Regions from separate parts of the Homo sapiens genome. Here all the other regions are linked to region 1. A link is a contact called in ENCODE Hi-C or POLR2A ChIA-PET data. All regions are on one chromosome and are shown on one strand. Each heading gives the region's core, a stretch centred on a gene start or an enhancer-like site at or near the end of the contact. The rest is flanking DNA. Distances are from core to core; before and after follow the strand shown.

Region 1 (7,790 bases), core at 1,766-4,265:
ACTCCACAGGCATCTCTGTGAGTCATTCATCTCTCTGGGTCTCACTTTCCTTGTCTGTAAAGCAGGCTGAATTCACCCTGACTTCTGCCTACACCACAGTTAAAGGGCTAGGAAGAAAAATCCCCAAAAATCCACTTCATAAATAGAGCCCCAGGGCGCTCCTTATAAAGCACGAGATAAACCACAGACAGAATTCTGGTCACAGGACACCCCCTGGACCACCCATGGGGCATCATTCCTTTCTCCCGGCTTCCTTCATTCTCCCGGCTTCCTTCACGGGGTTCTGGGCACACCTGGTCCCTTGTAGCTGCGGTCAGCACGGAAACAAGAAAAGCTTCAGACAGGCAAAGGTGCAGAAACCAATGCCAGGGCCCACAGGGACAAAGTTTTCGATTTTTGTGTTTTGGGTGGCAGTACTCTCACACCAGGATGACTGGGTCTTAGCACGACCTAATCGTCTTCATGATGGAAAGAAAGCAAAGCAACTGATTGCCCAGAGAAAACTGGAAGGTACAGAGGCAGGATGAGACTGAGGTGAAGGTAAGGTGAGGAAAGACAGGCGGAGAAATGAAACATCTCAGGGTGGTGTGGGAGTGGACATAGGGTTGGGAGGGCATTGTGACCCCCTAGGCTAATTCCCCCCTCAGACCCCACCCCAACGTTACCTAATCAGGTGGACGTTTTCTTAGTAAGCAGGTTACAACTGACTTGGTTTGGGGCTTTGTTTTTTTTTCTTTTTTTTTTTTTTTGAGACCGAGTTTCACTCTTGTTGCCCAGGCTGGAATGCAGTGGCGCGATCTCAGCTCCCCGCAACCTCCACCTCCCAGGTTCAAGCTATTCTCCTGCCTCAGCCTCCCGAGTAGCTGGGATTACAGGCATGCGCCACCACACCCAGCTAATTTTGTAGTTTTAGTAGAGACATGGTTTCACCATATTGGTCAGGCTGGTCTCGAACTCCCGACCTCAGGTGATCCACCCGCCTCGGCCTCTCAAAGTGCTGGGATTACAGGCGTGAGCCACCGTGCCTGGCTTTTTTTTTTTTTTTTTTTGACACAGTTTCACCCTGTTGCCCTGGCTGGAGTGCAATGGCGCGATCTTGGCTCACTGCAACCTCTGCATCCTGGATTCAAGCGATTCTCGTGCCTCAGCCATCTGAGTAGCTAGGACTACAGGCACGCCACCACGCTTGGCTTTTTTTTTTTTTTTTGTATTATTAGTAGAGATGGGATTTCATCATGTTGGCCAGGCTGGTCTCGAACTACTGACCTCAGGGGATCCACCTGCCTCGGCCTCCCAAAGTGCTGTGATTACAGGCATGAGCCACTACGCCTGACCTGGGGCTATTTATAAGAAGCCCTCAAGGTAGCAGATCACCCTCTGATGGCCACATGGAGATCTGGGAAACGAACCCCCGGTCATGCCTCTGGACACCTGCCCACTTCTATCTGTGCCTTCCTGGGCCCTGGTTTTCAGAGCTATGTGGGTGCCTGACACACTCAGGGCCACAGAACATGGGAAGGGCTCTAGGCCAAGAGTCCCGGCATCATTCGAGTCTGCTCTGGCCCGCTCCTGCCCTAAGCCCTCCTGCTCACTTCCAGCTGTGGAGGTAGCCCAGAGAGTGCCTGGCTCCCTGGCTCCCCCCTCTGCCAGGCCCACTCAGTGTGACCTAAATCCTTGCCGAGGCTTGGCAGCCCTCTGCGGGCGCCCGGATGGCCTCTGGCCTTGGTGACGGTGAGGCCCAGCTCCCCTCAGTTCCCAGCCTTCCCGGAACCCCTTGCCTAACATCCTGTGTGGTAATCATGCCTGTTGGCCCCATTCAGTCCTGCCGGCCACTGCCAAGTTGCCACTGCTAGTTCCAGACGCTCCCACCTCTAATGGAACCATCGGGAAATAAAAAGCTGCAGCACAGTTTCTCTCTCAGGTCAGAATCTCCTCCCAGCACTTTGGGAGGCCAACGTGGGAGAATCACTTGGGCCCAGGAGTTCGAGACCAGCCTGGGCAACAAAGTGAGACCCCGTCTCTACAAAAAGTTGAAAAATTAGTCAGGAGTGGTGGCGAACATCTGTGATCCCAGTTACTTGGGAGGCTGAGGCGGGAGGATCACTTGAGCCTGGGAGGCGGAGGCTGCAGTGAGCTGTGATAGCGCCACTGCACTCCAGCATGGGTGACAGAGCGAGACCCTGTCTCAAAAAAAAAAAAAAAAAAAAAAAAGAAAAAAAGAAAAGAAAAGAAAGAAAAAAGAAAAAGTGGGGAGCAGGTTGGGGAGCATGGTGAGGGCCACCTACTGCCTGATAATGGTGGGGGACAGGAAGGGGACTGAGTGCTCTGAGAGGCAGCTGATCCCGTTTTCTCACTTAAATACCTCTCACCCTACAGAGAAGCCCTGATTCCATTTGCTGTCTTTCTTAGCAATGTCTTAGCAAAAGTCTTCTATTTGCCACACGGGTCCAAGCTTCCGCTTACTAAGCACCCAAGTGCCAGACAACCCCGGAGGCAGGTACTCCCATTGTCCCCACTGTACAGATGAAGAAACTGAACTCAGGGTCACACAAGTGATAAGGGGTGGCAGAGATCTGAAGCTGTGCGCGGAGGCGTGGCCAGCGTGTGCGCTCCGACTTCTAAATCCCTACTCTGGATATTGAAGACGGGAAAGACCGAGCCGCTCATTCTACAGATGGGGAAAAGCGAGGCCTGAGGAGTCCCAGAGCGGGTGCCAGATCGTAGGGAGCAGCCAGCACCCCGGGTCCCCTCCACGACACAACCACGTCCCTCGGCCACTTCTGGGTCCCGCGCGCGTCTCGGACGCGGCAGGACAGCTCTAGGACGCACGGCCACCAGGGGGCCGAAGGGAAGGGCGGGGGCGGAGGCTCGGAGCTGACCCACCGCCTCGCCCCGGAAGCTCCGAGGCCCCGCCCCGGCGGCCGCCAGCGGAGGGCGTGGCCTCGCCGGCGCCCCCGCCCCGCCCCCGCCCCCGCCGCGCGCGCCCCCGCCGCGCGCGCCCCCGGCCCGGGCCCCAGTCTTGCTGAGCGCAAGGCGGTGGAGGCCTGAGGCCTGAGGCCTGGGGCGGGGTGGCGGCCGGGCTGGCCTTGGCCTCGCGCCTTCCCCTGCGGCCGCCGCGGGCTCCGCGGGCGGTATCGGAGTGTCGTGCGGCGCGTGGCCGCGTGACACGCGCACTTGTCGGAGTGACGGGCCCTGCGGAAGAGGAGGTGCGGCCCAGGGCGCAGGGGAGCCCTCGGGAGCGGGCCCGGCCCTCAGCGCCGCCCCGGCCGTGTCCCGGAGGAGCGGCCTGCGCCGCCGCGCGAGAGGAAGTAAGCGCCCCCCGCCGGCCCCGCCGCCGCCCCGGCCCCGGCGCCTCCAACCCGCGCTGCCGCCGGGCCCGAGGCCGCGCCGAGCCCCGGAGCCTGCGCTGCCAGCCCCACGGAGCCTGGGGCTGGCGGCTTTGGAACTGCTCAGGAGGCGGCCAGGCTCCCTCCAGGGTCGCCCCGAGCGGCCGAGCTGTCCTTTCCCTGGGCTTCCCGGAACTGAGTTCCAGGAGAGGGGGAACTCCGAGATTTCCCCCGGGACCTGCTTAATCTTTGGCATTGATTGGCCCTCGGGTTTCACATAGCGTTTCCCGTACCCGGATCTAGTGAACGGTTTTCCAGGGGCAAACCTCTCTGGATCTCTGAAAATCAGCTCACCCAACCTTGAATGCTTAGCCAGAAGTGAGAACTTCTGGAAAGAAGTGTCCTTGCCCACTCCCCCTGCACCCACAACAGGCCCATGGCTCATGAAAGGCAGCAGATGAGGGAAAACTGGTGTCAAATGGGCATATTTTTTATTTTATCTTTTTACTTTTTTATATAAAAGTAAAAAATCTTTTACTTATAAAAGATGGGGTCTTGCTTGGTTGCCCAGGCTGGAGTACAGTGGCACAAACACGGTTCCCTGCAGCCTCCACCTCTTGGGCTCAGGCCATCGTCCTGCCTCAGCCTCCGGGGTAGCTGGGACCACAGGCGCACACCACCACGCCTGGCTAATTTTTAAACCTTTTGTAGAGACAGTGGTCTCACTATGTTGCCCTGGCTGGTCTCGAACTCCTGGGCTCAAGCGATCCTCCTGCTTAAGCCTTACGAAGTGTTGGGATTACAGGTGTGAAGCACCACGCCCAGACAGCGTATTTTAAATTATGCATCATATCCCTTTAATTTTTCATCATTATGATTGGAAGATCATGAAAAGCTGTCTGAGTTTTTCCTTGGCATTTTTCTGTGGTTGATGGTTAGTTGTTGCCCAAGCTGGAGTGCAATGGCGCGATCTCGGCCCACTGCAACCTTCTCCTCCTGGTTCAAGCGATTCTTCCACCTCAGCCTCCTGAGTGGCTGGGATTACAGGCGCGTGCCACCACACCCGGCTAATTTTATGTATTTTTTAGTAGAAACAGGGTTTCACTATGTTATCCAGGCTTGTCTTGAACTGCTGACCTCAGGTGATCCACCACCTCGGCCTCCCAAAGTGCTGGGATTACAGGCATGAACCACCGCGCCCAGCTGGTTAGTTGGTTTTAACAGCAGTTCAAGAAGCTAGCAAGAAGGACTTCATTCGTGAAGCTAATGGTTTAATGATAGAAACTAACATTTCTGGCCGGGCCCAGTGGCTCACGCCTGTAATCCCAACACTTTCGGAGGCCAGGGCGGGCAGGTCACTTGAAGAGTTCAAGACCAGCCTTGCCAACATGGTGAAACCCCGTCTCTACTAAAAATACAAAAATTTGCTGGGCATGGGGGCAGCGGATGCCTGTAATCCCAGCTGCTGGGGAGGCTAAGGCAGGAAAATCGCTTGAACCGCCCTGCCTCCGGTGACGGAGGTTGCAGTGAACCAAGATCGTGCCACTGCACTCCAGCCTGGGTGACAAAGCTAGACTTCTCCTTAAAAAAAAAAAAAAAAAAAAGCAGCTAGGATTTCTTGGGTGCTTACTGTATGCCAGGCATTGTGCTAAGTACCTTACATGCTTCCCATCGATTTGTTTTCCCATTCTGTGGTTGAGGTACAGAGAGGTTAAATAACTTGTCTGAGGGTACATAGTTACTGAGTGGCAGGGATTTGAATCCAGAATATTCTTATGTAACCAGTTCTCCAAAAACTAGCCCTTGAAGGTCTTCCACGTTTCAACAAAGCAACTGAGGCTTATACATGATGTCTTCATGATGTCAGAAGGAAGAACTGTGAAAGGCAAAGCGGACCCGGGAGGCAGAGGCTGGTTACCGCAGTTAGTGTTCGGAACAGCTTGACTTCATGGAGCAGAGAAACAGCCTGTCTGGTTTAAACCACTGTTCAGTATCTACACTGATACAGTGTAAATGTAATACAGTGTTTTACATTTTGCCATTCAGGGATGTAGTCACATTTTACGGGAAGGTTAGCTCTGGGACCAGACTGCCTGTATTCAAATCCTATCACCTCTAGCTGCTTGACCTTTGGTAAGTTATTTGACTTCTCTTTTTTTTTTTTTTTTTTTTTTTTTTGAGATGGAGTCTTGCTCTGTTGCCCAGGGGCGCAATCTCAGCTCACTGCAACGTTCGCCTCCTAGGTTCAAGTGATTCTGCTCCCTCAGCCTCCCAAGTAGCTGGGATTACAGGCACCTGCCACCACGCCTGGCTAATTTTTGTATTGTTAGTAGAGACGGGGTTTCACCGTGTTGGCCAGGCTGGTTTTAAACTCCCGACCTCCAATGATCCTCCTGCCTCAGCCTCCCAAAGTGCTGGGATTATAGGCGTAAGCCACTGCGCCTGGCCATGTTATTTGACTTCTCTTTGCCTTAGTTTCCTCTCTACTCCCTGCTAAGATGGGGATAATCATGTTACCTACCTCATATGGTTGTGGCAAGATTTAAATGGTGTGATGCATGTCACACCGATAGCCTAGCATTTGGCATATAGTTAAATACTCCATAAATAGCTCTTTTATTATTAAAAGTGTTGTTCCAAGTAGTAAGCTGCTGCTGTGTGCTGTGTCACAGTGCTTGAAGTCACCATTAGAGGTATATTCCTTTGTGCCGTATTTCAAATGCAGAAATGACAGTGGTCCTGTGCAAATGGGATTTATTTGTTCATTTAGCAGATATTTATAGAGCGCCTTCTGTATGCCAGGCCTTGTTTTGGATACTGGAGGTACTGCGGAGAACAAAACAAACAAAAGTCCCTGTCCTCATTGGCACGCACACTCTTGGGAAAAGGAATGGCAGACAATAGGCAAAATGAATGTAATTATCATACAGTATATTAGAAAGCGATGTACTGTGGGGAGAAATAAAGCAGGAGAGGAGGATGGGGGTGGGCGGTTTACAATTTTAGAGTGGTCTGAGTAAGCCTCACTGAGAAGATGACATTTTAGCAAAGAAAAATTAGTGAGGGAGTAAACCACGTGGACCTGGTGGGGGACATGGGGGAGTTGGCCAGGCGGAGAGAACAAGTGCAAAGGCCCTGAGGCAGGAGGCTGGGCGGCCAGAGCCTAGACAGGCAGGATGGTAAGAGAAGAGATCAAAGAGGTAATGGGTGGGAGGCCAGAATGTGTAGACTCTGCAGACATCTGCACAGAGGAATGGCATGATCCAGCTGGAGCTATAAAAAGGTCACTCTGACTGCCGTGTTGAGGCTCAGCCATAGAGGGTCCAGGTAGACAGAGGAGGCCAATTAGGAAGTTCCTGTAGTAATCCAGACGGAGATGACGGTGGCTGGCACTGGAGTGGAGTGGTGGAAGGTGGTGAGAAGCAGTTGTATTCTAGATAAATTTTGAAGATAGAAACTACAGGATTTGCTGACAGATACGATGACCTCAAGGTTTCTGGGTCTGAACACCTGGAAAGATAGAGTTGTCATTTACTGATAATGGGGAAAGCTACATTGGAAGCAGATTGGGAGAGAAATCAGTTCAGTTTTGTACATATTAAGTCTGGCAAACATCCCACTCATGCTCTCAGAATAGCAATTGACTGCATGAGTCTGGAGTTTAGGGGAAGTTCGGGCTGTAAATAAAGACTTGGACGGATAGGCAGTTGTGTGCTGGTAATGTTTACCAACTGACTCTGTGAGGGGTGGGGTTGGTAGTGGGGAACCTGATTTATAGCCTTTGCCTATATCTGTGGTGTAAATATTCTGACGTTGGCCAACTTCAAATACACTATAATAGAATATCTTCACCTCATAGATGCAGTGGATATAAATAATATCAAGAGCATAGATATTAGTGAAATGTAGTCAGATGATTAGGAAGTAATGAGTTTTGAGTATTTATTACCTTTCTTTTTAATTTAATGGTTTTTTTTTTTGAGACAGAGTCTCACTCTGTCACCCAGGCTGGAGTGCAGTGGTGCAATCTCTGCTCACTGCAGCCTCCGCCTCCTGGGTTCAAGCAATTATTCTGCCTCAGCCTCCCAAGTAGCTGGGATTACAGGCACCCGCCACCACACCCAGCTAACTTTTGTATTTTTAGTAGAAACGGGTTTTTGCCATGTTGCCCAGGCTGGTCTCAATCTCCTGGGCTCAAGTAGTCCTCCCGTCTCAGTCTCCCAAAGTGCTGGGATTACAGGACAGGTGCCTAAAGATGGGATGAGGATTCTCTGAGATGAGAGAGGAACAAGGACCCCAGAGCCCGATCTGGAAGCTTTTGTCCCCATTCTGGCCCTTAGGGCAGTGAATGCAGATCAGAGGTCATTGATAGCAGGCTTGATTTTTATCTGCATTGATGGGTTCAGCATAAATGGACCAGAACAGGAAGATTGCAAAAAACAGACAAAAAACAACAAAAACAAA
Region 2 (7,790 bases), core at 2,936-5,435, 220 kb before region 1:
TTGGGTGCCAGACCTGAGTCTGGGCCCCCCTGGGAGCCACAGATGATCAGTGGGGCGCTGGCCTGGCTGGCGCTGGTTGAATGAATGCACATGGCCTGGAGTGCCATCAAGGCTGAGAACTAAGAACGTGTGGGATCTGCGTGAGCACGGGGACCAAGGACGTCCATTCACTCAGCAAATATGTGTCGAGCACTGACTGTGTGTCAGGCCCAGGAATGGACCAGGATGGCCGGGGCGAGGGAGGCGTGCAGGTACTCACTGGGCCCAATGGAATGTCCCGCGATGTAGGCAAAGACACAGATGATGCCGAGGTAGGACAGCTCGGGGACCCTGTTCTGTGGGGAGAGGCAGGGCTGTCTGGGCTGAGGCCAGGAGCCCCACGTGCGGGGGGGTCCACCTGCGGGTCCCACCTTCCTGCCCCAGGGAGGAGCTGCACCTAGATGTCTGGGCACCTCCATGGACCTTGAGGGCTCTGTGGGCAAGAGAGGAAGGCCAGTGAGAACCAGGCCTTGTAGCCTCCCACAGGGCTCCCTCCAGCCTCACCTGATGAGCGTCATGGAGAACGAGGGGCATCTACCTTTGAGTTATTTTCCTGCCAGGTGCCATTCTCTGCACTTTACAAATCACAAATATTAACTCATCTGATCTTTGTGATACTCCTCTGCCCTCTGAGTGACTCTACGATTCTTTCTTTTTTTTTTTTTTTGAGACAGAGTCTCGCTCTGTCGCCCAGGCTGAAGTGCAGTGGCACAGTCTTGGCTCACTGCAGCCTCCGCCTCCCGGGTTCAAGATTCCCCTGCCTCCGCCTCCTGTAGCTGGGACTAGAGGCGTGCGCCACCACGCCCGGCTTATATGATTGTTTCAGTTCCACAATTGTGGAAGCAGAGCACAGAGGGCCCTGAATACAGACCATGAGGAACCTTAGTCCCTCAGGGATCAAGCAGTGGCTGAAGTCACCCAGTCAACATGAGTGAGCTGAGGTCCGGACTTTCTCTACCATTCTCTGGAGACTCCTAGGACCCCCGGACCCGTGGAGCTGGCAGACCACCATCTCTGCTCCCAACTGCCGAGAGAACAGCCAATGCAAAACCGGGTCAACGGACTTCAGCCAAACTAACCGGGTGCCCCCAGATGAACTTCCCAGGGAACCCTGTAGTCACAGTTATGAGACGGCCTCAAGGGACAAGTTGGCAGCAGAGCTGGATGGCGAGGTGGGAGGGGAGGCACTGGGAGCTTCCAAGCAGAGAAGCAACAAGATCTGATTCATTTTCAACAAGAAGAGAAGGCAGGAGGATTGGGGCCATTCAACACTTCAAGCAAAAGCGAGGCTGGCTGGGTTGGTGGGGCCGCCCTGGACCCGGTGTGAAGCGAGCAGCTGCTGCTGCATTTTCAGGCAGAGCCCCTGGTTGGACAGAAGGAGTGAAAGAGCCACCGGGGATGCCCCTAGGTTTCAGAAGTGTCACTGGCGGTGGTCTCTGCAGGTGGCGCTCAGTCGTGCTCACCTCTTTTCACTTCCTAGAATCCCTAAAGGTTCTGCTAAGAACTTATATTGGTTTTTTTTTTTTTTAGACAGAATCTCGCTCTGTCACCCAGGCTGGAGCAGTGCTGTGATCTTGGCTCACTGCAACCTCTGCCTCCTGAGTTCAAGTGATTCTCCTGCCTCAGCCTCCCGAGTAACTGGGATTACAGGCACACGCCACCACACCCGACTAAATTTTGTATTTTTAATAGAGACGGGGTTTCACCACGTGGTCAGGCTGCTCTAGAACTCCTGACCTCAGGTGATCCACCCGCTTTGGCTTCCCAAAGTGCTGGGATTACAGGTGTGAGCCACTGCGTCTGGCTGAGAACTTATACTGGTTTTAAAATTAAAGAAGAAAGTTCTTTCCGAGGGAAACTTTAATTGATTTATGAGCATCACTAACACTGTTCGTCGCCAGGCCTTGCTTTCCCCGCAGGCCCTGGCCTCCTGGTCATTCCCTGAATCCCCCAGCTCTTTCCCACATGGAGCTCTCTGCACTCTCTGGTGGTTAAGGACAAGTCATTGCAGAGAGGGCAGCTTGGAAAAGAAGGAAAAGAGCAAAGATCTTGGCTCTACATGACAGAATGAGCTCCTCACACATTCTTGTACTCATGTGCAATTGCGTTGCTGATATATTTTCCATTTGAAAGGGCTCAGGACAGTGCTGCCGTTCCTGCACAAGCAACAGCAAAGAGGCTGCCTCGGAGACACAGAATGCTGGTTGCTTTTTAGAGATTTTATATCATGACACACCACGTATTTTCATCACTTCCGTAGAACGTGGATAATACATACAGGCTGAGAACACTGCAAATTAAAATGATGTACTTCTTGTTTGGGTGGTCTGCTGTGTTTTAGTCTTACTGAAAAATGATTCGTAGTTTTGTTTTGTTTTTTCTTTTTTGAGACAGGGTCTCACTGTCCCCCAGGCTGGAGTACAATGGTGCGATCATGGCTCACTGCAGCCTTGACCTCCCAGGCTCAGGTGATCCTCCCACCTCAGCTTCCTGAGTAGCTGGGACTACAGGTGCACACCACCACACCCAGAAAACGTTTTGTATTTTTTGTAGAGATGGGGTCTCACCATGTTGTTCAGACTGGTCTTGAGCTCCTGGGCTCAATGGGTCCTCCTGCCTTGGCCTCCCAAAGTGCTAGGATTGCAGGAGTGAGCCACTGTGCTCAGCCTCCTTCTACCTCTCGAATGGGGTGACTTCTGGTCTTTCCTTAACCCACACCTGTTCACCGCCCATAGATGTTTTCTAATGCGGTGGCATCCTTGCATTTACGCATTGAAGCACATATTTTATTGCAAACTGTCCTCCTTGTTTCTCTTTCCCATGACAGCTGGACCATCTATCCGGTTACTTATTTGCATGTGCAGGTGTAGGTAAATGAAGCCATCTGTGACATTCACTTCAGGATGGGGCATTGCAAAGTACTTTTCCAGGCAGGATGCATGCCATCAGTGGGACTCAGAACCAACCACTTGGTGCAGCGGGCCCGGTTCAGTCAGGGGACCTCCCACCCTCCCCATGACTCCCCACCCAGGGGGCAGGAAATGAGGTCAGACCTGGAATAGGAGCACCACCGTCAGCACCAGGCAGGCAGAGCCGCAGATGCCGTAGCCGGCCAGCAGGAGGTGCCGCCGTCCCAGCCGCTCCACAAGGACAGCCTGGAGGGGAAGGGGGACAGTGAGAAGCCGCCTTGGCCTGGCGCCCACGGTTCTTGGGCCGAGCCTCCACTTCCTTTTGTGGGCCCCTCTTAGGTGCCCCTTTCTTTCTTTTGTCTTTCTTTCTTTTTTTTTAAACGGAGTTTTGCTCTTGCTGCCCAGGCTGGAGTGCAGTGGTGCGATCTCAGCTCACTGCAACCTCTGCCTCCCAGGTTCAAGTGATTCTCCTACCTCAGCTCCCAAGTAGCTGGGATTACAGGCACCTGCCACCATGCCCGGCTAAGTTTTGTATTTCTCGTAGAGACGAGGTTTCACCATGTTGGCCAGGCTGGTCTCGAACTCCTGGCCTCAAGTGATCCTCCTGCCTCGGCCTCCCAAAGTGCTGGGATTACAGGCGTGAGCCACCGTGCGTCACCTTTTAGGTGCCCCTTTCTTACCCCTGCTGCCTGCATGTGGGATGCAGGCCGCTGATTTGACATGGGTCAGACATTCATGCTCTTCACCACCACCCTTCCTTGTTCTGGTCATTCATTTCCAGACCTCCTGGATCTTGGCTCCCTGCACCCCTTGCTACCCACTAGAATAACCACATTTTCTAGTTTCTGTGTTTGATGCTTTGACATCTTGGGACCTTTATGGCCCTGGAGGGACTGCCCTTCCCACCCCACTGATAGCAAACAAACCGCTGTCTGGGAGTGAGTGCCTCTTTCATCTGCAAACCAACAATGCAGGCCCACACCCCAGGTCTTCCTTTGCTGAGCTTTCACACGCAAGGCCAGCATCACCTGCCCTAACACCCTGGGGGCCAGGGGCCAGACAGCTGGCACAGCCCCTGTGGTCCCCGACCCTGAGGAAATTATTCACACCAGCTACTCCTAAACCTGCTCGCTCTGCCTCACCCATTCCTTTCTGTGGGAACCACAGTAAAGGTTCATCCTCACACTTCCCCTTCATGCCTCTGCTTCCTGACCAACCCTGGGGCTTCCCCGCAGGCCCGGAATGGCGTGGACCGCACCCTCCTCATGGGATCTGTGAGGAACAAACTGTCTTTCCAGCAGTAGCCACCTCCTGATCTGTTGGCCTCACCATACCTGAATAAGAATAAAACCTACATTTAAAAATAGCCCCTGGGCTGGGCACAGTGGCTCACACCTGTAATCTCAGCGCTTTGGGAGGCCGAGACAGGAGGATTGATTGAGCTCAGGAGTTCGAAACCAGCCGGGTCAACATAGTAAGACCCTGTCTCTATGTTTAAAAAATAAATAAATAAAAAGAATAAGAATAAAAATAGCCCCCTCCTATTCTCTGGGGCTCCACTCGACATTGAGGCCATCTGGAATCTGGGCTCACATCATGCGGGGCCCCTCATCTCTCCACTTTTCCACCTGATGGACTGACCCCTCCACTCAGCCAGCTCCTTCTCCAACAACCAAGCCCAGGCCACACTCCCTGTGATCAGCATTCTTTCGACTTCTTCCTTCCTTTTCTACTTCTTCTTCTTCTTCTTTTTTTTTTTTTTTTTTTTTTTGGTGGAGTCTCACTCTGTCACCCAGGCTGGAGTGCTGTGGTGCAACCGTGGCTCACTGCAACCTCCGCCTCCCGGGTACAAGCAATTCTCCTGCCTCAGTCTCCCGAGTAGCTGGGATTACAGGCATGTGCTATCACGCCCGGCTAATTTTTGTATTTTCAGTACAGATGGGGTTTCACCATGTTGGCCAGGCTGGTCTCGAACTCCTGACGTCAGGTGATCCGCCCGCCTCAACCTCCCAAAGTGCAGGAATTACAGGCATGAGCCACCACACCTGGCTCCTTTTCTACTTCTAATACCATTTCCATTCTACTCCATCCCTAATGGCTGACCAGAGCCGGCCCTGTACAGCCCCTTGACTCATGTTAGCTGACTCATGTCCTCCCAACATCCCAACAGACAGACTATCACTGCCATTCAGGATGGGAGCGAAGTGCACCCCAAAAATCAGGGAAATACTGTCAATTTCCTGCTGTATGCCTGGTTCCCAGATGCTGTTCCTCCAGGGAGAGGGAAAGGGTATTTTTCTGGCTTGGGTTGCTCCAGGTAGGATGATGGTGAAGCAGGTCCTAGTTATGGTCATTTATCCCCAAGGAGGAGGACTCTGAGGATAAAGGATGGATCCTGCCCCAGGGGAAAACTGGGGATGGGGCCACAGAAATCCAGCAGGAGGAAGGGGTTGAGACTTCAGCCTGGGGACCTCTGTCCTCTTCCCTTAATTTTCCTGTCAGCCTCTCCCACTGTTTTCCTTAACTTCTCCCTCCCTGCCCTTCTAAACCTTCTGAGAGTTTACTGGAACTTAAACTAGCTCTGGGGAAAATACAAATAATAGATAACTTTCTTGAAAATGTTTACCATCACTGGCAACTCAAGAAATAGGAATCAAAATAATCAGGAGATAACTTGAAAATGGTCTAGGGAAAGGAATGCCATGATCATCTGACCCTTTTTCATGCAACATATATATCAAAGCGTAAGTAGCTCAGACTTTAAATACTAAACTCTGAAATCATGAAACTGCACCAACAAAAAGGGGTACCTGCATTTGAATACCATGTATTGCAGTCACCATAATGATTTTTACAAAGGAAGAAACTTGGATCTGAAGGTTTTTCTTTGTTGTTGTTGTTGTTTTTGAGACAGAGTCTCACTCTTGTCACCCAGGCTGGAGTGCAGTGGTGCCATCTCCCTGCTCACTGCAATCTCCACCTCCCAAGTTCAAGTGATTCTCCTGACTCGGCCTCCCAAGTAGCTGACATTACAGGTACCCACCACCATGCCCAGCTCATTTTTGTATTTTTTAATAGAGATGGGGTTTCACCATGTTGACCAGGCTGGTCTCAAACTCCTGACCTCAAGTCATCCACCTGCCTCAGTCTCCCAAAGTGCTGGGATTACAAGTGTGTGCCACCACACCTGGCTAATTTTTTTGTATTTTTAGTAGAGACTGGGTTTCATCATGTTGGCCAGGCTGGTCTCAAACTCCCTGACCTCAAGTGATCTGCTCGCCTTGGCCTTCCGAAGTGCTGGGATTACAAGTGTGAGCCGCCGCGCCCGGCCGGCTCTGAAGGAATTTTGAGTTTTCTGGTCAAAGTCATGCAGGTAGTTAGTATGTGTGCATCCTAAAGTCCATGTCCCTTAAATGACCCCAGGACCAGGGCCACCAGCACTCAGTTCACTCTGTGGGGCTCCTGTCTGCCTGGCGGCACCTGGCCAGAGACCCTCCAGCAGGAAGGATGCCTCCTGCTCACTCACCGAGGTGATGGTCATCACTATGTTGACGACGCCAGAGCCCACCGTTACATATTGGGAGTGAGCGGCCTCCACGCCCGCAGATGTGTAGATGGTGTCCGCATAGTAGTTGATCTAAACAAAAACACAGGGCTGTCAGGACAGGCCGGAAGACCCAGGACGCTGGCTTAACTTTCTCAACTCAAGCCACACACAGTTCTGCAAGCCTGGGTTGGGGACCCTGGGACAGGAAGAGGGTAGCAGGTGGTGGGAAAAAGAGGCCTGACCTGGAGTCGGGACACCAGGGTGGAGCCCGGCGCTGCCCTGGAATCCAGGGTCGCAGCTCCTCCCTCTCTGGGCCTCAGGTTTGGCGTCTATAAAATGGAAGTCAGACCATACGACCTCCAAGAGCACTTTTCCCTCCATCATTCAGTTACTCTAAGAGCTCAGATCCCAAAGAATGACTTCTTACCTCTCACTCTGGGCCAAGCCAACCGCAAGTTGAGTCTGTCTTCTGGCCCCATGCCAAGGACATTGGCACAAACAGCCCTTTGAAAGGCCACGTGTGCTATTCCACATCTGGTGGCTCCCACCTGGGCCATCTACCCTCCCACGATCACTGGTTAAACATCCATGAATCCCTGAGGCCAAGGCCACCTCTTCCCGACACGCCACTGGAGCAACTGGGTCACCCACCCAATCTCCAGTGTTTTAGCTTCTGTCAGATCTCCACCCTTCCCTCACACCATGGTTAGATACAGTTACAGCCAAAGAGCCACGGTCGCAGAAAGCGATGCCACAAACATCACAGACAAGTGGGCCCAAGATGGGCTCCTGACACAGGCTGGGCCTACCAACCCAGGCCTGGTGACCTGAGCTTGGACCCAGGAGACCTCAGCTCATCTCAGTCTAGCTGGTCTCTTGTATAGAAGGGAAAGGACTATTGGCAGGAGGCATTCCTTCTGGGGACTGGGAAACAGAGAAAAATGAAGCTGGCATGTGGGGAGAGGCAGAGCACGGAGGCAGAGAGGAGTGAGGTTTCTTCCTGACATCTGGCTCTGCCTGGACTGATCCTGGCCCCACTGCCAGGCCAGGCCTCTGTGGGTGGAACTGTGTGTTGCTATCCATGAAGCCTGGGTCTGCTTCATCTGTCTCCCTGCCTGGCCACCGTCCCACATACCGCATTGATGCCCGACAGCTGCTGGCCGGCCATGAGCACGATGATGGAGAGGAGCTGCCAGCGCAGGGACCGCAGGGCACAGAGGTGCAGCACAGACAGGTGGCCCTCGGCGCGCTCGGCCCGGGCCTCCGCACGCATGTCCTCCAGCTCGGCCTCCATG
Region 3 (7,790 bases), core at 2,990-5,489, 170 kb before region 1:
TTGTCAGAGAGACATTCTCTCAGTTCAAAGCTTTTCCTTGTTAGGAATCTGCAGTCAGAATGCAAACACCCCGGAGTAGTTAGCGCTCATGGAGGATCAGTACTTCAAGCTATGTCACTTTATCACACTGTTGAACTCAGTTTCACAAACAGGTAGTGGGAGGGGCAGGGAGAGATGAGCATCGTCAGCCGCTGCGGTGGTTTGGAGCACAGTTTCTGGAGCCCAGGAGTGTGGGCTCGAAGCCTGGCTCTGCTGGGCTGTGTGGCCTTGGGCAACTCCCTGAGCTTCTCAGTTCCTTCACCTTTAGAATGGGGATAATGGGCCTGGCCTGGTGGTCCATGCCTATAATCCCAGCACTTTGGGAGGCCGAGGCAGGAGGATGGCTTGAGCCCAGGAGTTTGAGACCAGCCTGGGCAACATAGTGAGACCTCGTCTCTACGAAAAAATTTAAAAACAAGGCAGGAGTATCTCTTGAGCCCAGGAGGCTGCAATGAGCCGTGATTGTGCCACTGTACTCCTGCCTGGGTGATAGAGCCAGACCCTGCCTCAAAAAAAAAATTTTTTTTTGAGGATAATGATACCACCACAGGAATAAATGAGTTCACTGGTATAGAACACTTAGGACCATGCCTGGTCTGTAGTAGGTGTTACAAATGGGTTAATTAATCCATTAATTACAAATGAATATCAGTGAGGACCCGGAGAGCACAGAGGGGTGTCAGTTGCTCTAGGATACTCAACTAGTTGCTGGTGGAGCCACTCCACAAAAATGTGTCTTTATTTTCCAAAGCACTTCGGCATCTTTTTATTGAGGTGGGGAACTTTATTCAACAATCCTTTGTTTTTTTTTTGAGACAGAATCTCACTCTGGCTGGAGTCACGCAGGCTGGAGCGCAGTGGCACTATCTCTGCTCACTGCAAACTCTACCTCCCAGGCTCAGGCGATCCTCCCACCTCAGCCTCTAGAGCAGCTGGGACTATAGGCACGGTCCCCATGCCCAGCTAATTTTTGTACACTTTGTAGAGACCAAGTTTCGCCATGTTGCCCAGGCTGGTCCCAAACTTGTGGGCTCAAGCAATCCGCTTGCCTCGGCCTCCCAAACTGATGGGATTATAGGCCAGAGCCACTGCACCTGGCCCTCAATTCTTATGTAGTTGTAAAATACCTTGTTGTACCTTTTTCTTTTCCTAATCCATTTTATTTTTTTTTCTTTCAGACCAACAGTCTTTTCTTCCTGGCAGAAAGTCCTTGGTGCACATCTGATAGATGTCAGTGTTTGCCCTCTACATAGGAGAAAAGCAGGGCTGAGTGCAGTGGCTCAGGCCTACAATCCAAGCACTTTGGGAGGCTGAGGCAGAAGGCACACTTGAGCCCAGTAGCCCAAGACCAGCCTGGGTATAGTGAGACCCCGTCTCTTCAAAATATTTAAAAATTAGCCAAGGGTGGTGCTACATGCCTGTAGTCCCAGCTACTCGGGAGGCTGAGGTGGGAGGATTGCTGGAGCCCCGGACTTCAAGGCCGCGGTGAGCTATGATCCCACCATTGCACTCTGGCCTGGCCAACAGAGTAAGACCCTGTCTCAAAATTAAAAAAAAAAAAAAAGGAAAAAGAAAGAAAAAGAAGAGAAAAGGCCAGTGAGGCCACTGCCACACAACCACTGAGGGGCAGGCAGCTGGCTCCATACTGCCAGACGCCCTCCTCCCCGGACCGCGCAGCCTCTGTAGCCTTCGCCTGCCCCCGCATTTCTCCTTGGCTCCTACCTCCCCTCTCGGCTGCACTTAATGATTTCCCGGATTCTTACAGACCATTGGGATCGCTTCCTTCAGAGTGTTTTGGGAAGCCCAGCACGCCCCAGCTTTCTCCCCAAGGGGCAGGCTGCTCTCAGGAGCGGGAAGCCCATCCCCACCTTCATCCCTCTGGCCCAGAGGAGGCTTCCTTCCCTGGAGGGCTGAGGCAGCAGGCAGCTGGGTCAGCCCATGCCTCTCGCATGTGGCCATCTGAATCATTTCCTTTCGCAATGTGTTACTCAGTTTCAGGGCCTGCCACGTGGGGGTGTTTCCATTCCTTTCTGCAGCTGGACTTGGTGGACGTGGGGAACGTGGCAGTTGTGCCTTTCTCTGGACAGCGGAGGACCTCCCTGGACCCCAAACACCTAAGTCCTCATCACCTCCGTTTCTTTTCTATAAAATGGAGGTGATGACACTTGATTTGTCTAACACTTTCTTAGTTGTAAGACAAACAAGATGACCCAAGCGAAGGGGCTGAGTAGACTCCAAAGCAGTGCCTCTCAGTTGAGGGCTGGGAGTGGATTCTGCCCTCTCGGGGACATCGGTTGTCACTCCTGGGGGAGGGAGCTACTGCGTCTAGAAGGTAGAGCCAGGGACGCGGCTAAACATCTTATAACACACAAGACAGCCCCTACAACGAAGCGTTAGCCAGTGCCAAATGGAAATCACGCGGAGGTGGAGAAACCAGCCTAAAGAATGATTGAAAAGTAGTAACATTTACGATGGCCGGGCGCGGTGGCTCACACCTGTAACCCCAGCACTTTGGGAGGCCGAGGCGGGCGGATCACCTGAGGTCAGGAGTTCTAGACCAGCCTGGCCAACATGGTGAAACCCCATCTCTACTAAAAATACAAAAATTAGCCGGGTGTGGTGGTGCATGCCTGTAATCCCAGCTACTTGGGAGGCTGAGGTGGGAGGATCGCTTGAGCCCAGAAGGTGGAGGTTGCAGTGAACCTTGATCGCACCACTGTACTTCAGCCTGGGTGACAGAGCAAGACTCTGTGTCAAAAAAAAAAAAAAAAAAAAGCGAGAGAGAGAGAAAGAAAAGTAGTAACATTTACGGGGAACTCACTCTGTGCCAGGTACTTTACATGCATTATCTCATTTAATTGCTCCAGCACCCTATGAGGCGGTATGGTTATTACTCCCATTTTACAAATGAGAAAACTGAGGCACTGAAGAGTTAAAGAACTTACCCAAGTCCCACAGCTAGAATAGGATGGAGCAGGAATGAATCCTGGGGGCTTCTACTTCCCAGGCCCACTCTTTTTTTTTTTTTTTTTTTGAGATGAAGTTTCGCTCTTGTTGACCAGGCTGGAGTGCAATGGCGTGATCTCAGCTCATTGCAGCCTCTGTTTCCCAGGTTCAAGTGATTCTCCTGCCTCAGCCTCCTGAGTAGCTGGGATTACAGGCACCTGCCACCACGCCTGGCTAATTTTTGTATTTTTAGTAGAGATGGGGTTTCACCATGTTGGCCAGGCTGGTCTCGAACTGCTGACCTCAGGTGATCCACCCACCTCAGCCTCCCAAGACCCACTCTTAATCTATGTGCTACAGAGCATGTTTCCAGTCTGCCTATGGTGAGGGTCTCACATCCATGCCTGAACAAATGCTGTTTTGCAAAAATGTGCACTATCCTTCCTCCACTCCAAATATAAGCAGATGCTATTGTGATGAATAAATGCAAATTCTTATAAAGTGTTAATAAGTCAGTGTTACTTTTCTGACATTATGCATTTTCCTCAATCAAGGGAATCTAGAAAGTAAACTGCAATTACGTTGCAGGAGTCCATGAAAATCTTTCCTCTCTAAAACAAGGGAGCCTCAGGATCTAAAAGGCAGGAAACCTACGTGACAGATCTGAACTAAATTCAAATCAAGCAACGCCTTTTCTGAGTTTATCTTGCTTTCATGCAGCTCAGCTATGTTACTTGCTGAAAAAATTAACTGCCCTGAAGCCAAAAGCAAAACGAAAGCAGAGCGAAACATCTCACCAACCATAGAAGGATTTTGCAGCTAACATGTTTGGTTCAAGTTGGGACAAATGAATCCTTTGGGTCTCTTCCATTCAGTTACAGATCCTGCTGTTAAAGGCTGTTCCAGTAGAATGATTTCCACAGAGCACTTGTCTCTAAACCTCTCTCCTCCCTATAAAAGACCACCTGCTGGACAAGACTTTCCCCCTCTCCCCACCATAATCCCTCCCAACACAGAGTTCCCTCTGCAACACCAGGAGCCCCCCAGCGACTCTCCAGGAAGGCTGCACAGGCCCTGGCAGCCAAGCCTGCTCTTGGCCCCTTTCCCTGAGCAACACACTCACCCCTTCCTTCATGCTCTGATCCTGTTGCTCCATGCTTGCTCTGGAAGGGCAGAGTGCCGCTCACCTCCTTTTAGCCAAAGTAACGCGTGCACTGAATGGAGAGAGAAGACATTCTGGGTGCACTTTGGCCATGCCAAATAACAGCCAATAGCATTTTTATAGCCAGATTAAGTCAGAATAACCCTTTCAGGAACCTGGTCTTCCTTTCACTTCTGCTTTTAAATGAAACGTCTGGGGTTTGGCTAAGTAAGTGGGTGCCCCCTGGGGACTGCAGGCCCAGCATTGTCCTGATGGAACAGTCTACGGTATTTCCCCATTGCTAAAGTCTCTACCAGTCAGGCTCATGGTGAATGACTGGAAGGGTTATTTCTGTCAGGAACGCATGGCAAACAACAGCTGTCCTCCACCCTACATGACACCAGGTAATCTGAGGGCAACAGATTGGGCCACTAGAGACCTCAAAGATGCTCTCCCTGCCAGGAAAACTACAGTCAAGTGTCTCTTGGTGGAGAGTCAGTTTTGCCCAAGTCACCGTGTAATACTGTTTGGGGAAAGTTTCTCATTTTCTGTTTTTTTTTTTTTTTTTTTTTTTTTTTGAGACGGAGTTTCGCTCTTGTCCCAGGCTGGAGTGCAGTGGCATGATCTCAGCTCACTACAACCTCCGCCTCCCGAGTTCAAGCGATTCTCCTGCTTCCACCTCCTGAGTAGCTGGGATTACAGGCGTGCACTACCACGCTCGGCTAATTTTTATATTTTTAGTAGACACGGGGTTTTGCCATGTTGGCCAGGCTGGTCTCGAACTCCTGACCTCAAGTGATCCACCCTCCTTGGCCTCCCAAAGTGCTGGGATTACAGGCGTGAGCCATCGTGTCCGGCCTCTTATTTTCCATTTTAAGGAGCTCAGAATGACCTAGGGATGTTACTTTCTGTGTATTCATCACTACTGGGAAGGTGGTAAATACCTCGAACCCCTTTCCAGGCAGGGCAGGGAAAATGAGTCACACCTGCTGGTCCGGGTCCGGCCATCTCAAGGCCAGGCCACTGTCAGCCCCCCATGTTTGGCACTCATTCAGCTGCCACAGGGCACACCAGCGCAAGTGGCCAAAATCCAAAGTCTCACAAGTCCCACAGGTTTTCATCTTTACAGAACATACTCCCAGTTCTATTTGCTGTGGCGTAAATCCAGTTACTTTAGTGATTGATTCTGAATCTCATGCATCTTTAAACAAGCAGAGACTGGGAGCCTGTGTTAGGCACTGTTCCTTGCATTAGCAGCAAATCCCCAGGGTTGCTCAGGGTGGGAGACTGTGAGAAGCCTAGCAGCGTGGCCGTCTGTGTGTGTGTGTGTGTTGGGGGGTCGGGGGGGTCCCTATTCACAAGGGAGAACTCAGCATTCCCTTTCACCAGCTACTGCCTGTCTTTTTCTTCTGCGTATCACTGTCCTAGCACACTGACTTGTGACTAACGCATAGCAAGACCAGAGGTTTCCAATTATTTCAAAGATCTAGAAAAAGTTTCCAAAGAAAATGCACTTTAATTGCAGGGGTAGGGTGGGGAGAGGAAATCAACGATGGGGGAGTGAGGAGACGGGTACAGGTGTGCAATCCAACACAAAGAAGAATCCGGCCGGGCGCGGTGGCTCACGCCTGTAATCCCAGCACCTGGGGAAGCCAAGGTGGGTGGATCACCTGAGGTCAGGAGTTCGAGACCAGTCTGACCAACATGGTGAAACCCTGTCTTTACCGAAAATACAAAAATTAGCCAGGCATGGTGGCAGACGCCTGTAATCCCAGCTACTTGGGAGGCTGAGGCAGGAGAATAGCTGGAACCCGGGAGGCGGAGGTTGCAGCGCACCTAGATCACACCACTGCACTCCAGCCTGGGCGACAGAGCGAGACTCATCTCCGTCCCCCATCCTCCCCCCAAAAATAATCGTCCAAAGTTTGTAGTCATCAGTCATGTCAAGTGCATGACACCTGCTTCTATCTAGGCCCAGATCTTCCACTTCTCCCTGCCTTTGGGCGAGGGGGTAACTAAAACCGGGGGTCGCTGGGGGGGACGCGGACACTCCCAGTCCCCGCCTTGACGGCCCAGCCCGGGGAAGCGGGGACAGTGAGCCAGGCCCTCAGGCCCAGAGGGGATCATCCCGGGAGCTGCGGGCCGCAGTACCCGGTTCCTGCCAGTGACAGGGCGTCGCAAGCACAGCCATGGCGTCACCAACGCTCGACCCGTGCTTCCGCCCTGGAGGGAGCCGAGCGCGGGGACGGGGGCGTGGCGGGAGGCCGTCATGACGCCAGGCTGCGGGCCGCTCAGCCAGTCCCTCTGCCTGGCGGGCCTGCGGGCTCCGGGTGGGTCCTGTCCCTGCCCAGGACCCCTCTGCCTCAGCCCGGATCCCCCTCGGCCTCTGCCTCAGCCCGGGTCCCCCTCGGCCTCTGCCTCAGCCCGGGTCCCCCTCAGCCTCGGTCCCCCTCTGCCTCAGCCCAGATCCCCCCCAGCCTCAGCCCGGGTTCCCCTCCGCCTTTGCCCGAGTCCCCCTCAGCCTCACCCGGGTCCCCTTCAGCTTCTGCCAGAGTCCCCCTCAGCCTCGCCCGGGTCCTGCTTCTGGCCAGGGACCCCCCAACCTTCGTGGCGGGCGGACCAGCCTCCAGGCCCCTGCCTCAGGCCGCCATGAGGCCGAGGCCTGCAGGCTCCGCGAGCAGGGCGGGGTGGGAGACTGTGAGAAGCCTAGTGGCTCAAAGATGGAGGAGGGGGATGGCAGCGGTGAGGTGGGACTGGGGGGAGGGGAGTGGTCCTGGCAAACCTGAGGCAAGAGGATCGCTTGAGCCCAGGAATTCGATCATGCCACTGCACTCCAGCCTAGGTGACAGAGCAAGACCCTGTCCCTAGAAATAAAAAAAATTAAAAATTAAAGTTCCATCTGGATGTCCAGAGGTGAACTGATGAGGGGACAAGAGACCGCTGGATTTGGAAGTGGGGAGAAGGAGCAGTGGAAGGTCTTTGCCGTAGCCCAGGTGAAAGAACAATGTGACTTGGACCAGCATGGGGATGGAGAAGACAGAAGTAGATACACTTGAGGGATATTTAGGATGGAAAATTGACAATCACTTGGTGATAGGATGGGGGAGAGGAAATAGGAGCGTTTCTGTTACTGTTATAATAAAACACAACTAGGCCAGGCGTGGTAGCCTGTAAACCCAGCACTTTGGGAGGCTGGGGCAAGTGGATCACTTGAGGTCAGAAGTTCGAGACCAGCCTGGCCAACATGGTGAAACCCCGTTTCTACTAAAAATGCCAAAAAAAAAAAAAAAATTAGCCGGTCGTGGTGGTGTGCGCCTGTAATTCCAACTACTTGGGAGGCTGAAGTAGGAGAATCGCTTGAACCCAAGAGGCGGAAGTTGCAGTGAGCTGAGATCGCACTACTACACTTCAGCCTGGGTGACAGAGCGAGACTCTTGTCTCCAAAAAAAAAAAGTAAAACAGAAATAAAAGTTACTTTTCTGAATCAGAATGAAAAGCAAATGTTTTATATAAGAAAAATTTAACCAGGGCAAAATATTGGGTTAACACCATACCACAAAGCAAGCTGGCACATCTCCGGGCTGTTCTGTGACCAGACAATGATACCAGGACTTCAGTCACTACTGGCCTCACCTCTGCTAGGAATGTTCTAGAATTTTAAAGT
Region 4 (7,790 bases), core at 3,694-6,193, 140 kb after region 1:
GGAGTTCATGTCTGGGTTGCAGTTGGAACTCCGCTTCCTTTGAAGGGGGCAGCAGGGGAGGAGTGGGGTTGGGGTCAGGCGCTGGGGGCGGGGGGAGGCACAGGGAAAAATCAGGGCCCTTGTGCTGCCAGGAGACTTCTCGGGGAGTAGGGTTTTGTGCCGAAGGGAGTGGGATTAATAAAACCATCTGTGCAGACTTGGCCCATGTGGTTGTAATTAATCCCCTGCCTTCAAGCAGGTAGCAGACTCTCAGGGCTTGGCCATAGATGGGAAGAGTCCTCCCGTCCCCACCCTTCAGCACGAAGCTTCCCTCCCGCCTTCTCCGCTCCTCGACGAGATGAGGAATGTGGAATTTACTGAACCATAAACTATGCCGGGGGAGCTGGGGAGGGGGCCGAAGACAGAGCAATTAGTTCATGCTCCAGTCCAGACACCCAAACATGGTTGGATTCCAGCTGCAAGGAATATTTGAAATAAATGAGCTGCCCAGGGCCAGGAGTTTGCTGTGTTTTCTGTATGGGGCCATGGCAACCAGGGAGGAAATCGTGAGCTAGGGACTGGGCTCTAGAGTCAACAAATGATGTCCTGGCCCAGCAAATGCAGAGGAAGCCGCTCATGGCTCTCCTCGGGTTTCTTGAGACTCAGCTGCTGGCAGGCAGGACTCGGGCCGACCATCTCCCTGGTGCACTCAGACCGTGGTGTTCTCTCCTGGGTTCTGATTTTTTTTTTTTTTTTTGGTAAGAAAAGAGAAAACTAACTCTTCTCTGGAACCTTTCTTCCTGGGCCAGAGAACAGCTGCTGCTGTTGCTGCCGGGCTGATAATGATTTTCCTGGGTAGAGGAATATTCTCCGTGGAAAAGCTCAGGCTGAGGGCAGCTAGCTAGACAGAGGTGGCACTGACCTTGTGCAGGGTTTGTCTTCCTGCCCCACCCCAATTGCAGCCTCTACTGGGTCTGCTTTATAGGCAGGAAAGGCAAAGGTCTCCTCCAGCTCCCTTCCCTGGTGGCGTTTGGGGGTGAACCTTACAGCTGTCCCCAAAGATGTGTCTTACAAGTGCATGTGAGTACCAGGACCGAATCGGGGATTTCACCCTGAAGTTCACAGATGCTCCCTGCATCTGAATCGCCCGGAGGAACCTAGGGGAGGAAAGCAAAATCCTGGTAAGCTTGATATGCAATAGGATGGGCCTGCGAATAGGCATCTTCGAACACCCATAGATGACGCAGATAACATTGTCCTGAAGGTTGCTGGGGTCCCAGCGTTACATGCAGAGTTGCGTCCATGCAGAGTTGCATGCAGTTACATGCAGAGCTGCACCTATGCAGACCTCTCTGCTGTATCCCCATGGTCCTTCAGAGCCCTGCCAGGGGCTGAGACCCACAGAAGCTTGGAGACCACGGGTATAGAAGATTCTGTTCGCGTGGCCCTCCCAGCTCTCTCTGCTCTGTGTCTCAGAGCACAGGCAGTCCCCGAGCTGCCGATCAAGGCATCAACGCCAGGCACAAAAACTTCTCACCCAGGCACAAAAGTGCTCATCTTAGGAATGAACAAAGTCGGTCCAAGGGAGAAATACTGGAGTCCAGGCAGGGAAACCTTGAGGGCTATCCTTCAGCCTCAGTTTCCCTAAGGAAATTAGACCCTGGAAAGCTGAACCAGGAGCTTGGAGACAACATTCGGGTCTACAAGCCACGGCCCATGCAAGACCCTTCCAGCAGGGCTATCCCCATGGGAGCTGCTCATGGGTATTTCCCACAACCTCAGCACAGCATGTAGGGACAAGGGCCTCATCAACCCAGGACTGTGCCTCTCAGAGCATGTCTTCCTCTCTCTTTACAGCCTAAGAAGCAAACATTTTAATCCCTCTCCCACCTACATCCCTGGGCCCTACCTTTCGAAAGATGTTCAGCTTTGCCAGTGATTTCTGTTCAGCAAAGTGGGGCCGCCAGGGTTTCTGATGTCCACAGGTGGAATCAACTCCAGTGGAAAAGGAACCTCACCTTCCAGGCTGGCCATGTGTGGAGGCTGAGTGACTGGGGAGAAGGGGCCTGGCTTCAGGACTGACGCCTGGCTTCCCACTTCCTGTCCAGGATGGTAGCTTTAAAGCCTGGAGCCTTGGCGTCTCCATCTGTGAAATGGGAACAGCACTTGCCTCCCAGCGGGGCCACTGAGACCCACATGCTTAGGGCTGGGCACATCAGGGCCTGAGCCCAGGGTACTCCTATCTCACCCTTTTATTTGTAATTAAGGTGAAATTCACATAACATCAAATTCACTGTTCTAAAGTATGCACATCAGTGTGGCGTGTAGTACATTCGCAATATTGTACACCTGTCACTTCTGTCTAGTTCAAAACATTATCATCACCCCCAATGGGGACCTCACACCCATTAGGCAGCCACTACCCATTCCCCTCCCCCAGCCCCTGGCAACCACTAATCTACTTTCTGTCTCGATTTGCCTATTCTGGACATTTCTTATCAATGGTCTCAAACAATAGGTGACCCTCTGTGTCTGGCGTCTTTCATTTCCAATTGGCTTTTTAAGGAGCTACTCCCTGGCCCCTCCCCCATGACTTCCCTGTGTCTTTGTTTCCTTATTTCATCATATGGGAGAACATTTCCTCTTCTTAGGGTTATTGTGAGAATTAAGTGAGCCATGTCTGTAAAGTGCTTAGAAGCTGGTCGCTGGTCTGGTCGCAGGAAGCAATCAATAAACATAGCTAGTATAATTACTCCTCCACCCCCCAGGGCACCCAGAGACCCTTGTTTATGCTCCTAAACTCACCGAAGTCACCTAGTCCATGAATGACCCTTTCCTAGAGGGCAACTTGCAGGGAAATTGCCTGAGCCCAGGGGCCTCAGTTTATCAGATCCAGTTTTCTAAAAATCAGTCTGGTCACCAGGGCTAACAGAGAGTTGGGTGGTTAAGAGCTCTGTGGCCTCGTGCAGCTCCTCTGATCCCTAGTTTCAAAATTATATTTGTTTCCTGGGGCTGCTATAACCAAGTACCACACACTGGGTGACTTAAAACAATGCACGTTTATTCTGTCCCAGCTGTGGAGGCTGGAAGTCCAAAATCAAGGCGTGGGCAGGGCTGCACTCCCTCCAGAAGTTCTAGAAAAAGATCTGGCCTATGGCCAGGCGCAGTGGCTCACACCTGTAATCCCAGCACTTTGGGAGGCCGAGTTGGGTGGATCACTTGAGGCTGGGAGCTCGAGACCAACCTGGCCAACATGGCGAAGCCTCGTCTCTGTTAAAAATACAAAAACTTAGCTAAAAATACAAAAAAATAGCCAGGTGTGGTGGCGTGCGCCTGTAATCCCAGCCATTCGGGAGGCTAAGGCACAAGAATCACTTGAACCTGGGAGGCAGAGGTTTCAGTGAGCCGAGACTGCACCACTGCACTCCAGCCCGGGCAACAGAGTGAGACTCTGTCTCAAAATAATCATAATAATAACAATAAATGTGATTTAAAAAGAAAAAAGAAGATCCATCCTGGCCTCTTCCAGCTTCCCGCAGCTTCTGACTGCATGGCTTGTGGCTTGTGGCTGCATGGCTCCAATCTCTGCCTCTATCTTCTCATGGCCTCCTCCCCTCTGTGCCTCTGTCTGTCTTGTAAGAACACGTGTCATTGGATTTAGGGCCCACCCAGATAATCCGGGATGATCTCATCTCAAGATTCTTAAATCAGTGACATCTGCTAAAACCCTTTCCCCAAATAAGGTCACATTCACAGTTTTCAGGATTAGGACAAGACATACCTGTGGAGTCCTAATTAGGGAAAAGGAGTCAGGCTGGCGGGACCAAGGGGAAGCAAGATGAGAAAGCAGATAAGCTGTAAATCTGCCTTTCTTCATGGTCCAGGACACAGCGCCCTCCTGCACAAATAACTCTCAATCTTCCCGTGCCCAACTATCACCAGACCCTCAGCTGATAGGAAAACACATGTTAGCTCACTGCAACCTTGGCATGTAAGTACTTCACAAAGCCCTCTTCAGCACATGGCACAAGCACCATCCTGTAAAATCCCAGCAAGCCTTTGTCTCATTGCAATCAACATCTCTCTTGCTGATCTGCACCCTTGCAACGTATTTCCATATTTTCTCTAATAAATTTGCCTTTCTTTACCTACAATTGTCTTGGTAAATTCTTCTTACCCCCATGCCACTGACTAGGGGAGCCACCATGCAACCCTCCACACACACCTTCAGGGCAGAGTGCGTAATAGTACCCACTCCTGGAGTGGCCATGAAGACCGATGAAACCAAGCAGGTAGAAAAGAGCTCAGCACCAGGCCGATGGTGGGTGCTGCCCAACAGGCCATGACTCCCATCCTTATTCGTGACATGCCATCTGCCTCCTGTCCTGGCCTCTTGCAGCCAGTCCCCTGAGACCAGATTTGCTCTAGAATTAATTGGTCGATGTTCTAAGAGATGAGTACCAAGGGCCAGAAGAAGCCACAGGACCAGGCTCAGACCAGAAACTTGTTGGATAGAGGACTTGGACTCTCTTGATCTCTCCTCTGACAGGCTACAGTGAGTGGGTCCTGGGCCCTGCGAAGGGTGGGCATTGCCCAGGAGTCATTGGAAATAGGGGCTGAGCTCAAGACATCATGCCCCAAGTGCCAAGCATCGCCTCCCCCCATCTTTCACTGAGACAGACGGATGAAGCTTGCATCCCTGCAGCTTCTGCGGCCAGGCCTGCTCTGAATTCATCGTACAAGGAAATGGAATGTGAACCCCAGGCTATTTAAAGAGCCAGGGAGACTGGGGGCTCGGCGGGGGCCCAGCCAAGCCAGGGTGCCTCGGATCGGCACAGGTCTCCTCTGTGCACACGGTTTGATTTACAGGAGGGCTGCGAGCGACTCCAACTTCAGACAGAGAACTATTTGAAGCAGCTGCCAGATGTTGTGTCTGAATTGGGTTTTTACAACTTGCTTACTGGTTAGCAGCCTGCCTCCCGCCAGAGTTCAGCTTGCCCCGGCGGGTTCAGGGTCCTGGCACTGGCCCACAGGCCTTTGCTCGGCAGCCTGATCCCTCCTGCTCAGCCCGAGCCTATTCTGCCTCGAGTGCAGCGGAGGGGGGTGCCTGGTTTCCGAAGCATCCCACCTTCCTGAGGTGGTGATGGGGCCCTGATTTCAGTACATCCTTCAGGCACCCTAAGAATGCTCTGGAATGTTCTGTCTGAGCTCCCTACAGGACCCTCTGGGAGAGGCAGAAATTTCACAGACAGCTTTGCAATGAGGCACCCCTTGGAGCAGATCCTCCATAGCAGGACCGTCCCCAACCCCTTGAGCGTGGCCTGGGAGGTGTGGCACAGACTGGCAGGTTCTTCCATCCCGGTCCCTCCCACTCATTTCACTTTGGCTGATGCCAGCCTCTTTAATTGGACCATGGAAGGTCACAGGGGACCAGGGCTGGGAACTCAGTCCCAGTTCAACTAGGGACTTCTGGAAGTATCCCAATCTTCTGGAAATCCCGGTGAACCAGGGAAGCTCCAGGCAGGCACCAGTGGAACCAACCTGTGGATGGAGGCCACTGTGTCCAGGCCAGACCCACCCTGTCAGGGTCGGTGGGATTTCTCCGAGAGAGACTATAGGGGTTCACTTGGAGTTGGAGGGTGTTTCTCAGCCCCTCCTCACTCTGGGGAGGCCTGTGGCGAGAGGCACATGACTCAGTGTTCACTTCCTGAGGCCACTTGGAATGGACGTCTTAGAAGATTTGCTCGGGAGCAAAGCGGGTAACCAGGGAAGGGGGTGGGGCGGGAGGTGGGGCGGGCAAGGCCCAGGAGGGAGGAGGTTGTGTCATTAATCTTGTTGCATGTGAAAGCACACTTGTGTCCGTCCAGGAATCCCGAACTCGCCAAAGTGGACAGAGTGTTCAGTCCCCTCCCGAAAGCGCCAGAAATGTTTTGTCCACTAGGAAGGAAAACATCCTCTGCTTATGTGCTCGAATTTGGCTCTCCCTCGCAGGAGACACCTCAGAGGGCCCCGATCTGAGCAGCGAGCCAGTGGCTGCAGGACGGGGTGTAGGGGGCGTGCACCCTGCCTCCCTTTGGGGCCAAAGAAGACCCCTCCAGCCTGTGTTTTTGGCAGCCCTAAGGAACTCTTTCTGCACTACCCAGCCCCAGCCCCGGCTCCCTTTTTTTGCTTCTGAATCCTTCTGAGAATCAGAAAGAGAGGAGATCATGAGCAGGACGCCCTCTCCGAAGAGCCCAGAAATGGTGGTGGAACTTAGCAAGCTCCCAGGCTGGCCTGCTGCAGGGGTGAAGGCTGCAGGAGTGCACAGAAATGCAGGCCAGGGCCCAGGTGATCTGGGGTTTGGACTCAGGACACCAGCCACTGCTGGTCCCAGGACCCTGGACTAGGGAGCCTCAATTTCCCCTGCCTTCAAGTGGGAATAATGACACCTTCCAGCCAAGCTTGTGGCGTTGTAAAGATCAAACGAGGTCTGTGTATGGGGCAATGCCTTGGGAGGCTTCAAAGCCCACACTGCCCAAGGGTTTTTTTGTTTTTTTGGGGGGACACAATTTCACTCTGTTGCCCAGGCTGGAGTGCAGTGGCGCAATCTCAGCTCACTGCAAACTCTGCCTCCCGGGTTCAAGTGATTCTCGTGCCGCGTCCTCCTGAGTAGCTGGAATTACAGGTGCCCGCCACAACGCCCGGCTAGTATTTGTATTATTAGTAGAGATGGGGTTTTGCCATGTTGGCTAGGCTGGTCTCGAACTCCTGACCTCAAGCAATCCGCCTGCCTTGGCCTCCCAAAGTGCTGGGATTACAGGTGTGAGCCACCGCACCCGGCCCCAAGGTCTTAATCTAATAAAATTTGTTTATGGGAAAGAGGGAAAGATAAGCATCCCGAGGCACGTCTATGCCTTCTGGAGAGACCCCTCCTTGTGGCCCAGCAGCTTCTCCTCCTGGGTCTCCTGCAGCCGTCCCTGGACGCTGGGGGCCCTTCTGAGCAACCCCACCCCCAGCTTGCTGGAAGGATGAGCTGGGGATGCCGTTTCCCCCGAGGGAAGCCCCCAGGCCGAGGCAGAAGCCCAGCCCAGACACCGCTTTGGAGGACAGACCTTGAGGATGTCCTGGCCACTTACGAGCCAGCAAGCGCCTTTCCCTTTCGGGGCCTAGCCCCCAAGTCTGAGAGGTCCTGTCAGGGTGGGGCATACAGGTGCTGCTGCAGACCCACAGTCTCCATCGTCCCATTTGGCAAACATATCATGACCCTTTTTTCTGTGCCAGATACATGTGGACATCAAGATTCAGACTCAGGGCTGGGCGCGGTGGCTCATGCCTATAATCCCAGCATTTTGGGAGGCCGAGGCGGGCAGATCACCTGAGGCTGGGAGTTCAAGACCAGCCTGACCAACATGGCAAAACCCCGTCTATCCTAAAAATAGAAAAATTAGCCAGGCCTGATGGCATGTGCCTGTGATCCCAGCTACTTGGGAGGCTGAGGCCGGAGAATCGCTTGAACCCAGGAGGCGGAGGTTGCAGTGAGCTGAGATAGCACCACTGCACTCCAGCCTAGGCCACAGAGCAAGACTCTGTCTCAAAAAATATATATAAAACATAAATAAGTAAAAAATAAAAGATTCAGACTCGGAAAACCAGGCTTCTGAGCAAGGAGTCCAGCGCGGGGCACAGACCAGGAAACATGGGAGAAGAGGTCTCAAGTGATGCAGAGGAGGGAGCGATAAACTTTGCCAGGCAATCAGGACAGGGATGTGCTAGCAAGGTTTTGAAGGATGAGTAGGAGTTTGCCAGGGGAGGAAAGTGAGCTGATTTGTTTA

The links. A loop is a pair of places that touch in the nucleus more often than their neighbours do. ChIA-PET counts read pairs that join two places held with the same protein, here RNA polymerase II (POLR2A). Pooled maps may share reads with other maps.
Region 2: a map with no recorded cell type shows a loop between it and region 1 (3-fold over the local background). The contact joins the enhancer-like site here to the promoter of H6PD in region 1. A Hi-C loop is called at or near these places in 1 of 37 single-sample maps with no recorded cell type and 2 of 50 pooled maps. POLR2A ChIA-PET finds 5 or more read pairs at or near these places in 3 of 52 experiments (B cell, H1 and activated CD4-positive, alpha-beta T cell).
Region 3: a loop to region 1 is called in a map of gastrocnemius medialis, with 4 times the contacts of the local background. The contact joins the promoter of SLC2A5 here to the promoter of H6PD in region 1. A Hi-C loop is called at or near these places in 1 of 168 maps with a recorded cell type or tissue (gastrocnemius medialis) and 6 of 50 pooled maps. POLR2A ChIA-PET finds 5 or more read pairs at or near these places in 4 of 52 experiments (AG04450, GM10248, GM12878 and 1 more).
Region 4: a map of ascending aorta shows a loop between it and region 1 (7-fold over the local background). The contact joins the enhancer-like site here to the promoter of H6PD in region 1. A Hi-C loop is called at or near these places in 2 of 168 maps with a recorded cell type or tissue (ascending aorta and gastrocnemius medialis) and 2 of 50 pooled maps. POLR2A ChIA-PET finds 5 or more read pairs at or near these places in 6 of 52 experiments (H1, HCT116, HEK293T and 3 more).

Annotation. Positions count from the first base shown.
Region 1 is chr1:9,231,759-9,239,548 of GRCh38, forward strand. H6PD (hexose-6-phosphate dehydrogenase/glucose 1-dehydrogenase) reads left to right here and starts at 3,016. Exons shown (of 5, transcript NM_004285.4): 1 at 3,016-3,308. RefSeq lists a silencer at 2,869-3,428.
Region 2 is chr1:9,007,051-9,014,840 of GRCh38, forward strand. It overlaps SLC2A7 (solute carrier family 2 member 7), which reads right to left. Exons shown (of 12, transcript NM_207420.3): 7 at 7,631-7,790; 8 at 6,475-6,585; 9 at 3,093-3,194; 10 at 260-335. Among named protein-coding and RNA genes, the nearest start is that of SLC2A7, 15 kb to the right of the region's middle. RefSeq lists enhancers at 707-1,207, 1,208-1,708 and a silencer at 3,965-4,024. Within about 2 kb of position 4,186, at least 5 of the 41 ENCODE cell types and tissues checked have a DNase peak (open chromatin) inside an H3K27ac peak, as active enhancers do.
Region 3 is chr1:9,065,396-9,073,185 of GRCh38, forward strand. SLC2A5 (solute carrier family 2 member 5) reads right to left here and starts at 4,240. Exons shown (of 12, transcript NM_003039.3): 1 at 4,109-4,240. The coding sequence starts at 4,141.
Region 4 is chr1:9,371,253-9,379,042 of GRCh38, forward strand. No RefSeq gene overlaps it. Among named protein-coding and RNA genes, the nearest start is that of LINC02606, 54 kb to the right of the region's middle. RefSeq lists an enhancer at 1-1,523. Within about 2 kb of position 4,944, at least 16 of the 41 ENCODE cell types and tissues checked have a DNase peak (open chromatin) inside an H3K27ac peak, as active enhancers do; they include ascending aorta and gastrocnemius medialis, where a contact is called at or near this core.